Regions from separate parts of the Homo sapiens genome. Here region 2 is linked to region 1. Evidence: chromatin contacts called from ENCODE Hi-C data. All regions are on one chromosome and are shown on one strand. The core of a region is the stretch at or near the end of the contact, and the rest is flanking DNA. Distances in the headings are between cores, read along the strand shown. Region 1 overlaps GSDME (gasdermin E). Region 2 overlaps LOC105375199 (a long non-coding RNA gene).

Evidence for each region. A loop is a pair of places that touch in the nucleus more often than their neighbours do. Pooled maps may share reads with other maps.
Region 2: a loop to region 1 is called in a map with no recorded cell type, with 8 times the contacts of the local background. The contact joins two enhancer-like sites. A Hi-C loop is called at or near these places in 2 of 37 single-sample maps with no recorded cell type and 2 of 50 pooled maps.

Annotation. Positions count from the first base shown.
Region 1 is chr7:24,717,590-24,720,289 of GRCh38, forward strand. GSDME (gasdermin E) reads right to left here. Exons shown (of 10, transcript NM_001127453.2): 4 at 1,458-1,629. Among named protein-coding and RNA genes, the nearest start is that of GSDME, 39 kb to the right of the region's middle. RefSeq lists enhancers at 91-678, 965-1,164, 1,285-1,474. Within about 2 kb of position 1,427, at least 4 of the 41 ENCODE cell types and tissues checked have a DNase peak (open chromatin) inside an H3K27ac peak, as active enhancers do.
Region 2 is chr7:25,963,429-25,966,128 of GRCh38, forward strand. All of the region lies in intron 6 of LOC105375199 (a long non-coding RNA gene), which reads right to left. Among named protein-coding and RNA genes, the nearest start is that of MIR148A, 15 kb to the left of the region's middle. RefSeq lists an enhancer at 1,207-1,346. Within about 2 kb of position 1,408, at least 5 of the 41 ENCODE cell types and tissues checked have a DNase peak (open chromatin) inside an H3K27ac peak, as active enhancers do.

The DNA of each region.
Region 1 (2,700 bases), core at 177-2,676:
GCATCAAAGCGAGATTATAGAGCGTGGGATACAGTGAAGTTAGGTCTACAGTGCTGTGCAAAGATCATACGATACGTAAGATCACCTCCCAATTCCCTCCATCACAGGTTATGGAAACAACTGAAATCCTAATGAAAACCTTAAACAGTAGCCAAGTTGGACTGGGAGAACCTAGCTGAGAGGGCCCCCTACCCCGTGCATATCACTCCAGACCCCTGTAGATGGTGCACAGTGCTGATAAAACCAGGAACAGAGAGGGAAGTGGGAAGAGGCCGGAGGGAGGAGAGGCAGGAAATGCCAAGAAGTCAGGCACCAAGCTCCTGCCTTTAAACACTCTCACAAACAGGACCCCTTCCCACGATGTCCTGGTGAGAGGAAGATGAGAATCTATTTGTTGGCCAAACACTGGCAATCAGAGAACTTTTCTTAGCAACTTGATCCTGGTCAGAGTGTGTTGCTTTGGGTTGAGAAATGGCAGCTGGCCTCCTGACTCTGAAAGGCTTCAACACTTTGGCAGGAAGTGACTGTGGCAGGAGCACCAGCAGGGCCGGCCTGAGCCATCTCCCATCGGCGCCTCCCTCGCTGCTACCCAGCCCCAACCCAGTAAGAGTGCTGGCCCCAGACCTCTACCTCCAGCTCCTTCCAAATACAACTTTCTGAGTTCCTCTAGAAAAAGCCAAAAGTCATCCCAAGAAGTAAATCTCTAAGAAAATATCAGCCACCATGGCAAGCTGGAGGAGAAAGAGTTTGGGGCTGATGGCCACCTAGTCCATTGAAGTTTAGTACTGGCTCACAGATCAGCTTGGTAAGACTGTCAATAACTTAATCTAGAAGAATCTATGTAGAGATAGCTAGATCTTACCTGCCCTAACTCAACCCACAAAGGATTTGCAGCAGCTAATTCCAAGTAATCACTGTGAGAGCCCCAGCTCTGAGAGGCTCTAGGGATTCTTTTGCATTTGGCCTGATCAGTGCCTGTGTGTTCATTTTTCTTGGGGAAACATCTGCCGCCCACAGGAAGAGCACCTGACGCCAGCCCACCTGGCCCATTCGAGTGCCTGCAACCCTGCCCTGCTTCAGGAATGAACATATCCCGGGACGGTCTGGTGAGACCCAGTCCTAGGCCCCCCTCACCCCTGGAGTTGCAGCAAATCAGGAGCAAGCCTGGAGCTGCCAGCACCATAGGGAGAGCCCATCTGAGAGGGCATCAACCCAGGGAAAGCAGCTCCCTATATATCCTCAAGGCCTGGATCCAGCAGTGACTGGAGCCAGTTTCCCCAAGTGTTTCAGCTACATGAGCCAATACACTCTTGCTCATTTAAGACAACGTGAGTTGGGTTTCTGTTAACTTGCTACGGAAAGAGTCCTGACTAATGAAGACACCACCCAAAGAGGCCCCCAACCAAGGTCTCCAGGACTGCTCAGCCATGAACGCAGGGCAGCCCGACTGCACGCACCTGCACCGTCTTGGTCTGGATGCCCACGATGCCACCACACTTCTCCTCGACCTGCATGTGCTCAGAGATCACACACTTCTGCATCGTCGTGATCTTCTGTGTCAAAACGCACAGGACCTCATTCCTTCCTTCCAGCACCTGCTGGAGCACAGGGTTTCTCAGATTTATTGTTCTGAAAAAGAAAAACGGATGTGAGTGGCTTAGTGCCTCAGGGGACATTGGTGTAGTGTGAATTTCCTCTTGCACAGCAGGCAGCTGAGGAGTGAGCAGGTGACAGCCAGGCTTTGTTGATTTCCTCATGATGAAAGGGGTGGCAGGTCACCTGGAAAGACATAAACCAAACTCTCTTGAGGCCACCTCAGAGCTGCCGGGCCTCTGGGGGCCAGGCTAGATGCCAGAGGGAAGGGGGCTTTCAGTCAAACAGCAGCGCCGGTTGTCAAGGAGAAGAAAAGAAAATCAACCAGGGCCAGGCGTGGTGGCTCACACCTGTAATCCCAGCACTTTGGGAGGCTGAGGCAGGCAGATCACTTGAGGTCAAGAGTTCGAGACCAGCCTGGCCAACATGGTGAAACCCTGTCTCCACCAAAAATACAAAAATTAGCCAGGCGTGGTGGCACACACCTGTAATCCTAGCTACTAAGGAGGCTGAGGCACGAGAATCGCTTGAACCTGGGAGGCGGAATTTGCAATGAGCTGAGATCATGCCATTGCGCTCCAGCCAGGGCAACAGAGCAAGACTCCATCTCAAAAAAAAAAAGGAAAAGAAAAGAAAACTAACCAGGAAGGAAACTGCAATCCATGTACCTTAGACCCTGGAAACTCCACTTTTTTATTTAATCAGAGCTGAAGGATGTCAGACGTCACAGCCATGGCCCAGGGAATACAGGATTATGATGGGAGGAATGGTGACCAATTGCTTCTCATTGAGAAAGGAATAGGCCTAAAGTATGAGTAGCAAGAAGGAAATTAGATTTGAACTAAGAGGAAACTTCTTAACCTGTCTAGGAAAGATGTTTCATCTCTTAGAAGGGGTTTGATGTCTTTTTACACATGGGGAAACTGAGGCTGGTTATGCATGGCCTATCCAGAGTCACTCAGCAGAGATTTGGGGCTCCCACCCAGCCACTTGAAATTCTGCAAACTTTCAAGAACAGACTAAATTTTTATTTACAGGAGATGATTTCATGCTTAGAAGCAAATGATGAAATAACTTCTCTGGAGATCTCATTCAATACTATGATTC
Region 2 (2,700 bases), core at 158-2,657, 1.2 Mb after region 1:
TATTTTTATTTATTATTATTACTATTATTATTTTGAGAAGAGTCTCACTCTGTCGCCCAGGCTGGAGTGCTGTGATGTGATCTTGGCTCACTGCAGCCTCAGCCTCCCGGGTTCAAGCAATTCTCCTGCCTTAGCCTCCCGAGTAGCTGGGACTACAGGTGTGCACTGCCACGCCCGGCTAATTTTTGTATTTTTAGTAGAGACGGGATTTCACTATGTTGGCCAGGATAGTCTTGATCTCCTAACCTTGTGATCCGCCCACCTCGGTCTCCCAAAGTGTTGGGATTACAGGCATAAGCCACCGCGCCCAGCCTCTTTTTTTTTTTTTTTTTTTTTTTTTTTTTTAATTTTTAATGCTGATCAAACTCACTAAATTGGTTTCATGATTCACTAGTGGATTGAGGCCTACAGTTTGAGACTTACTGATCTATTTTAATCCTCATGTGTTATAGAGCAGGAAACCAAAGCCAAGAAGGTTAAGTGATCCGGCCAAGGTCACACACACAGTTACTGCCCGGTGGCAGAGCCAAGACTAAAACTCTGGTAGCAAAATCATCTAACTTAGCTAATTATTAATAATAAACACTCTTCTTGCAAAATGCTGTGCTAGTACTGTGAACAGTGCATGCTGTTACAAAAACATAGTTTTTTTTAATGGTAGAAAGTTAAAGTCTTTCAAATTAGAATTAAATAGAATGTCATTCCCCAAATCCCCGTATACATATTTTCAGTTTCAAATTCCAGTGTCTAGAGGGCTAAGTCCATATATATGTGTATATGTATATGTGTGTATGTGTGTGGATATGTATATATGTTTGTTTTAAATTACATCTGTAATTTGGCTCTAATGTGCAGGCTCATGTAAACTTCTCTTTACTGATGTTTCCAATGCAATAGAAAAAAAACCTGAGCAACCAGTCCTTCCAAAGATCTTTAGTTAAGCCTTCATGGTCAAAGAAGGGCAGTGAGCAGCTCTGGGATTCAAAGGGGCCTCTCAGTTACACAAGAGGGGACTCCACTGAGGTATGAATAAGAAGTGGGATGCATCGGACAGAAAAAGCCAAGTAGCAATAGTGTGAGGCTAGAACGTCCTCTGCAAACCTCAACCACATCACAGCCCATCATTCTTGGATGTCTCCCCATCAAATAACTACACCCATAGCAACTACAGTTGACTACAGTTGACTCTGACCTCACCACCCCTGTAAGAGTAATAATTCCAGTAAGAGAAGTTCGTCTTTAAAAATATAGCCCTAAATCTCGGCAACCAGCATACTTTCTTTCAATAAAAGCATGGGTGCTTTCCTGTTCCACCTATTTTTATCCTGTAGAAAAAAAAAAGTCCCTTCCAGCCAATGCAAATACTCTCTCACTCTCTGCCTCACCAGCAGCAAGGCGGGTTGCAAACCTGCACAGGATATAGAACTGAGGAGGCAGTGTGCCTGATTTTGCTGTCGTGTTATTCTTTTCATTGATATGGTACCTTTCCAGCGGTTCACATGTCAGCTGATGAAAGCAGCTGTGACCTTTTACAACAATTGGCCTCTGTCTTTACATTGGCTGTCTTTGCTTTACTGGGATTCATGAAGATCACCTTGGGGGCATCTTTCAACCCATTCCTGTGAAATGGCAACCGAACAGAAAATGGCACAAAGGGAAAGAGACAACATTTGTGGATACACTGAGGGATAGATATTGGTACTTTTAGTTTGTGAATGTAAAAATGTCACAGGTCATTTCTGAGCATATTCCAGCTGGAGGCAAGAAATGCTTTGGGGTAAACATATGAACCACATGTGCAGAAGCACTGAAAATTAGGTATAAAAGTCATATATGCAAAATTGCCACAAAACTTCCTGCTGTGATCATTTGGAAATCACCTTGGAGTATAGGTTTCTGGCTCATTTTCCAAGCTATGCAATTCCTTTCCAGAAACCCCTAGGCAGCACTGCCTCCCTCCCCTAGGTCCACCCTACCTCAGCAAAGCACAGTGAATGTCCTAATTCCTGGGACAGCTCCTTTTGGGGAAATAGGAAGAATAGATCAGAGGGTTTGATTATAAGCTTTAAAAATCAATTTTAAAAATTGATATAGTTCTGTGCTTTCTGAAGACGGATATCTTAAATAGTGCCTAACTATGTTTGTTTTGGCAGATACGTGGGTGACTCTCGCATTGGCAGACATCCATATCCGTATTTATGGCAAATATGTCAGCATTTAATCCATCCCAGTGTCTGTGAAGGAATCAACAATTACAAGTTATCGTCTCTCTCTTATTATATTGTTTTACTTCTTTTCAAAGACTGACACAGAAATTGCCATGAAATGGAGAATAATCAATCCTCAGTAGAAAATAGAATACCAAATCTTACAGCTCGGTAGATGGCTGGTCTATGTAATCTTTGTTTCATTTCTCAGCTCCTCTTTGAGTGACTCAGTGTAGCACCCCACAATTCAATATTAGCAAGGAGGTGTCATTTCACAGGAATGACTGCTATCATTGGGAGGGAAGGTCCATAAACTAGATTTCCTACTGATGACATCAGCAATTCTGTGACATTTAAAGAAAAAGAATTGAGTACCATTTCCAAAAGGGATGAGTACCTTTGAAGAAATAATATTACCCTTATTTTAACTTCCATGCTTCAGTTCATCCCTAACAGATAGGTGCACTGAGGAACCTGTATCTGTAATGTGAAC